Linked DNA regions of Homo sapiens: region 1 is linked to region 2. Evidence: chromatin contacts called from ENCODE Hi-C data. All regions are on one chromosome and are shown on one strand. Each heading gives the region's core, a stretch centred on a gene start or an enhancer-like site at or near the end of the contact. The rest is flanking DNA. Distances are from core to core; before and after follow the strand shown.

The links. Hi-C counts contacts between places; a loop is a spot of excess contacts on that map. Pooled maps may share reads with other maps.
Region 1: a map of CD8-positive, alpha-beta T cell shows a loop between it and region 2 (14-fold over the local background). The contact joins the promoter of STKLD1 here to the promoter of AK8 in region 2. A Hi-C loop is called at or near these places in 1 of 168 maps with a recorded cell type or tissue (CD8-positive, alpha-beta T cell) and 6 of 50 pooled maps.

The regions. Positions count from the first base shown.
Region 1 is chr9:133,374,946-133,378,181 of GRCh38, forward strand. It overlaps STKLD1 (serine/threonine kinase like domain containing 1), which reads left to right and starts at 1,421. Exons shown (of 18, transcript NM_153710.5): 1 at 1,421-1,615. The coding sequence starts at 1,529. SURF4 (surfeit 4) reads right to left here and starts at 1,115. Exons shown (of 6, transcript NM_033161.4): 1 at 977-1,115. The coding sequence starts at 1,024. RefSeq lists silencers at 540-819, 830-1,069, 1,160-1,659.
Region 2 is chr9:132,876,467-132,879,737 of GRCh38, forward strand. AK8 (adenylate kinase 8) reads right to left here and starts at 1,818. Exons shown (of 13, transcript NM_152572.3): 1 at 1,706-1,818. The coding sequence starts at 1,789. It overlaps SPACA9 (sperm acrosome associated 9), which reads left to right and starts at 2,432. Exons shown (of 4, transcript NM_001316897.2): 1 at 2,432-2,548.

The sequences.
Region 1 (3,236 bases), core at 171-2,670, 500 kb after region 2:
AGTAAACCGAGGAAAAAACGGCAAGTGGGCCACACAAGGCTCTCCCTGCGGGGATAAGGCTGTTAATTTGTCGACATAACGGGATTCTTTTAGAAGTAAAAGGCATAAATCTGCGTAACCACCACCACCTTTTGTTTTTGTTTTTTTGTTCTGTCAAGCTTAATCAAGAAAGAGGGAAGGGAGTTGTGTCCCTTCACTTTGTAGGATCGGATCCTGTCCACCCAGTTCCCGAATGCTCTCAACAGTTACCCAACCGCCTGTTTCAAAGGCTTCCCTGTTGCTCAGAATGCCACCTGGACACTTCTGGAAGGAGACTATCAGGGAGATAGGCTTCCCCTCCTCCCAGGCTGTGTACAGGTCCCCACTCAATCCAGCCCAGGGCAGAGTCCAAACGGGGAGGGAGACGCAGACAGGGTCAAAGGGACCCCAAGAGTCCAGCACATCTGGGAAAGAGAAAAGGAAAAGGTGCTGTGGCTTCCTGTAGCTGGGGCGCACGCCAGCGCGCCCCCTTTCCTCTGGGAGGACCCCCGGCCCCCGTTCGTCCCCGAGCTCCCAGCCCGCCTCCGGGAGCCCCAGTGAGAGGAAAAACGTGCGGGGACCCCCCAGCAGCTCCAAACGCCGAGGCGCTCCCCGCGAGCCTCAGACCCGACCCAACGCCAGGACTCGCGCCGCCGGCCCGGGAAGAAACCCCCACAGCCCGCGCCCCGGGCTGGCTGGAGGGTGGGGGCGGCTAGCCAGGCAGGGCGCCGAGGCCCGGGCTCCGGGAGCGGCCCAGCGGGCAGGGGAGACTGGGCCCGGAGGCCGGGTTTGGGGCTGTCCAGCCGGGACAGAGGGCCCGGGCGGGGGGGTCCCCCTGTGGGAACAAGGAGTCAGGGGGCGGCCCGGGCCTGGCGCCCTGCGCTGGGAGGCCGACTCCGGAGCGGCCCGGGCGGCCTGGGTCGGGACCGGGGCCGGGGGAGGAGCCCGCAGGCCGCACCTGGTCGGCGAAGTCCTCGGCCGTGCCCATCAGGTCGTTCTGGCCCATGGCGACGGCGGGAGGCTCGGCTCGGCTCGCTCGCTCGCTCGCTGGCTCTCGCCCGTCGGCGCCCGCACCCGCTGCGGCCTCCACAGGAAGTGCCCGGCGGCCGGCCTCGCTCCGCGTCGGCTGCGGCTCCAGCGGCTGCCACGTAGGCCAAGCCTTAAAGGGGCCGCGCGCCGCCCGGGCCCGCCCCGGTGCGTCTTAAAGGGGCCACGCGCCATCCCCAGCCTCCCGACCCATCCGCTCGAAGCCACGCCCGCCGCGCTCGACGCCACGCCTCTCACGCTGGAGGCCCCGCCCGCCGCGCGCAGGCCCTGCGGTCCCTCCCGGCCCGGCGGAACGCGTCCCTTTTAAGGGGGCGGGGACCTGGGGGTCTGGGGCCAGCGCGCGGGAGGGACGCCTGAGTGCCTCGAGGGCGCCGTTCGGGCGGGGAGGATCCCGCGGGTCCCACTGACCCACGCGGGGTGGGGCCAGGGGTGGACGCTCGCCCGTACGCGGTCGCTACTGATCATGCTTGGGCCAGGGTCCAATCGCAGGCGCCCCACGCAGGGGGAGCGAGGCCCAGGGTCCCCCGGAGAGCCCATGGAGAAGTACCAGGTGCCGAGTGTTCCCTGCGGGGAGGCGGGAGCTCCGTGGGGTAACGGTCGCAACCCTGGAGCTACGGCCGGCGGTTCCGACCGAGGGCGGCGAGGGGCCCGCGCCCTGGCCAGTGTCGGCCTGCAGCTCCTAGGTTGAACCCGGGGGGCCTCCAACGGTGACCTCCTGGGTGCCCTTTGCCACTCAGTTTCCCCCTTTGTGAATTGACTAAGGATTCTCCAGCCCTGGCTGAGTATTTGAGGGCGTGGGGCAGCTCCTCTATCCTTCGTGCCTGGGGTCTGTGCGCTTGGGTCCACCGAGGCAGGACCCCCGGGAACATCCCGAGTACATAATTGGGAGCCCCCAGTCCCCTAAAAACACCCCTGCAGCGTGGGTCTGTGAAAATGTTTGAGACCTAAAAAATTCACAAAACACAAAAGGAAAGCTGCAAAATAAAAGTAAATGTTTAATTAAATGCTTCTATACATGATATATACACTTTATTAAATGTTAGATTCAGCATTTGTGAAAAATGCATTCGCTTGGAAACAGTTTGCGGGTTAGATTTTTGTCACTTTGGAAGAATTGTCTTTGTGTGAGAGGACTATAGGGCGTTGCCAGAGGTGAAGCAGATGAGCTTCTGGTGGCCAGATAATTTTTAAAGTAAAGTTGTTTTTCAGATTAAAAAAAAATAGACGTTTCAGGAATATACCTGCTTTTGGAAAAAAAAATAGACTTGATTCGAGATACGGCTCCATTTTACTGTTTAATTTGCTGCCTAAGCTTGAACGCTCTCACACCAGCTCTGCCCTCAGCCCGCTGTGGCTTAGAACAGCAGTCCCTGGCCGGGCTCGGTGGCTCACGCCTGTAATCCCCAACACTTTGGGAGGCCAAGGCGGGCGGATCACCTGAGATCGGGAGTTCAAGACCAGCCTGACCAACATGGAGAAACTGTCTCTACTAAAAATACAAAATTAGCCAGGTGTGGTGGCGCATGCCTGTAATCACAGCTACTCGGGAGGCTGAGGCTGGAGAATCGCTTGAACCCAGGAGGCAGAGGTTGTGGTGAGCCAAGATAGCGCCATTGGACTCCAGCCTGGGCAACAAGAGCAAAACTCTGTCTCAGAAAGAAAAAAAAAAATAGCAGTCCCCAACCTTTTTGGCACAAGGGACCAGTTTTGTGGAAGACAATTTTTCCACAGATGGAGGCGGGAGGATGGTTTTGGGATGATTCAAGCACATTACACTTAGTGTGCAGTTCATTTCTATTATTATGTTGTAATACATAATGAAATAATTACACAACTCACCATAATGTAGAATCAGTGGGAGCCCTGAGCTTGTTTTCTTGCAACTAGACCATCCTCTCGGGATGATGGGAGACAGTGACGGATCATCAGGCATTTGTTTCTCATAAGGAGCATGCAACCTGGATCCCTCACATGCACTGTTCACAATAGGGTTCACACTCCCATGAGAATCTAATGCTGCTGCTGAGCTGACAGGAGGTGGAGCTTGGGTGGTAATGCGAGCCATGGGGAGCGGCTGTAAATACAGATGAAGCTTTGCTCCACTGCCTGCTGCTCACCTCCTGCTGTGCAGCCTGGTTCCTAACAGGCCACGGACTAGGTTGGGGACCCCT
Region 2 (3,271 bases), core at 568-3,067:
AGTAGCGGTTATGCAAATCTGTACATGTGATACAACTGCACAGAACTGTATGCACAACAAAAACATCAATGCAGGTAAAAATGGAGGAAATCCAAACAAGGCCTACAGTTCAGGTAATCCTATTGTACCAATGCCAGTTTCCTGGTTTTGACAATGTGCTACAGTTATGTTAGATGTTATCACGGGGGCAATGTGGGAGGGGAGACCAGAAATCCATACTATTTTTTAACTTCCTGTGAATCTAACATTATTTTAAAATCAAAAGTATAAAAAATGGAAATGGTCAAAAACATGGAGGGAATCCACAGATGACTAAGGACTGGAAATACTGGACTGAAAGCTTTCTTGTTGGGAGGCCGAGGCAGAAGGACTGTTTGAGCCCAGGAGTTCAAGACCAGTCCGGGCAACATAGCAAGACCTCGTCTGTACTAAAATTAAAAAAAAAACATTAGCCAGGTATGGTGGCCTGCACCTGTAGTCTCGGCTACTCTGGAGGGACTAAGGCAGAAGGATTGCTTGAGCCCAGGAGTTCAAGGCTGCAGTAAGCCATGATTGTATCACTGCACTCCAGCCTGGGCAGCAGTGCAAGACCCTGTTTCAAAATCAATAAAAGCTTTCCTGGGCAATTCCTCCAACAATCAATGTGGAAAACACACCAGGTTCTCTAGAGCAGACAACAGGGCTCCAGATGATCCCCCATCCTGCCCTGACCTGCTGACTTCTAACCCAGCTAGCTATTTGATTTGTGATTGGCCACTCAAGCAGTTTTAGGAATCTCTTGCTCTCCCTCTATCAGTTAACACTTTCCGAGGGAAATGTGTTTGATGGAGGTGCAGACACGGGTTTCTTCGTCTGGGCTCAGCTGTCTAGTGTGCAGGGCAGAACCTCAAATGACCACAGACACCACTATGCCCTCCATGCCATGCCCCTGGGGATGGGGTGTACCCTGGGAAGCAGACAAATGATCTGAAAACTGAGCTCCAGCTTCCCCTTGCCTCTCAGAACCTTTGAGTGGCTGAGAGTTCTTCCCCTCCAGCTCCTGAAAGCCTTGACCTCCACCACGTGCAAAAGGGAAAACTGGGGCCCTGGCGGGGACGGGGCCTCGCCCAAAGTCACACGGTGAGCTGGGGGCCCAGTCAGGCCTGGAGCCAGAATGAGAGCTTCGGAGCTGCCGGGGACGTCTGGCCCTGAGGAGGAGGGACCAAGGTGGGAGATGCTGCTGTCCCAGAGGCGGCCCTCTCTGAGGATGGAGATGCCAGCTTGAACTCGGACAATGCCCACCTCAGAAACCTGGGCCGAGAGGCTCCCCACAAATTCGACAGATGGTAATTGTCAGCGCCGGGAGAGCCCCTGGGAGACCACCTCTTGCAACCTGGCATTTCACAGGTGGGGAAACCGAGAAAAGGAAAGGACTGGTTCCAGACCATAAGGCCCGCTGGCGGCACAGCCAGGACCAAATCCCGGCTCGAGTGGCCCCCTTCCTCCCCCTGGGTCCGCCTGAGGCAAACCCGGGCAGGACCAGGAGCGTCCCCAGCTCGAGGGCCCCCTCGGGGTCACGGCGACACACGAATCGTACATCCCGAGTTGGGCTGCTTCGTGGGCGCGCGACTCGGCCCCAGCTGCGGGTCCCGGCCGCGCACCCGACGTCGCAGTGGAGGCTCCCGAGCCGCCGCCAGCGTCGCGACGGGCAGGGGTGTCCGGTCACCTGCATCAACTCGAAGATGTGGTTCTCCTCCCCGTACTGGGGCATCTCGGGGGGGATACGGTGCGGGGCGATAGTGGCGTCCATGTAGCCGTCTCGGCTCGCCGCTCCCTAGTAACCGCGTCGCTAGGGCCGCCGCGCCGACTGCGTCATCAGCACGCGCCGCGGCCCCGCCCTGCAGGCTCCGCGCCGGGCCCAGATACCCGATCCTCGGTCGCGCGGGTCGCCCCCGCCCCGACCTCCCCGGCTGACGCGCTCTGCGGCTCGGGCAAGTTCTTTCCCCAACCCCGGCCTCGCTTTTCCCATTTGCGCATCTTAGCGGGGGACACCCTCAGGTGGCTTCCAGCTGGGCCTCCTCGTATCTGAGACCCCCGACGAAACCCAGAAGGGGCAAGTCGGCCCTCCGAGGGGACGGGAGGCAGAACCTGCTTCTGGTTCTGTCAGTGCTCCCCGGCCCGGCTCCCTGTGCCTCAGTTTACCCATCTTTAAAACAGACGCGGGAATAAATGTGGGGGAGGGTGTTTGAAGGGGGAGGGGCGTCCATGAGATGGGCCGGAGGTTCGAGGATCGGGTGGAAATCCTCAGCCCAACTCCTAGAGTCGAGCCCCGGTAGACCCCTCCCAGCTCCCCGGCTCTGGCCAAGCCGCCAAGTGACCCGATTGCTATGGCACCGGCGGTAACAATCACGCCCGCGGCCCCGCCCCTTCTCGCCCGACGTCCCCACCCACCCTCGCCTCCCAAGTCCTGGAACGGGCCTCCCCACCCTCCGGGGCACCGACACTCACGGAGTCACTCCAACTTCTCTGGGTGCTCCGTGGAGCGAAGAGCGCTCTAGGACAAGCAAGGGTAAACAGGGATGAGTGTGGGTGGGCCCACTCGGACCCCACCCCGGCCTCTGGGTCAGAAACTGGAAGCTGGGGTGGAGGATGGAAAGATGGAGGGGTCCGGAGGATGGAGGGGCCTGCACAGCTGTCTCGGGGTGGGGGCGAGGGGAAGGTTCGCGCTGGAGACGGAGCTTTTTAAGTCGTATGAATTCCCAGTGGTACGGGGCAGCTTGATATTTTATTAGTCGCAACACTGAATTGGGATCTCTAGCTCTTGTCTGTTGCCGTTAATCGTAGGAGCTGTAAGAGTTTGTTGAACTCTTTGTGCTCTCGGCAAAATTCTGTTGTCTCTGTACCTTATGGAGAGGGAAAATGGCACAGTCAATGCAGACAGCCCCAGCTTCAAGTTCTGGCTCCGCTTCTTACTGTGTGAGCTTGGCAAACTCTCTGCTTGCTCCGTGCCTCACTTTCCTGCCCTGTGAAGAGGGAACTGCTGAAGGATTTCAGGAGCTAATGTATTGGAGAGTAATTGGCATGCAGTAAGCACACAATATATGGGGCTACTATTAGTAGTAGTATCTCATTTAATCGTTCCAACAATCCTGTGAAATAGGCACCTTCATTCCCATTTTACAGATGAGAAGTTGGAGGATTAGAACAATGAGGAGTGGTTGGCTGGGTAACTTTGGGTGAGTCACTTCCCCTTTCTGGGCTTCTTTTCTCATCAGTTGTTGATCATACAGCC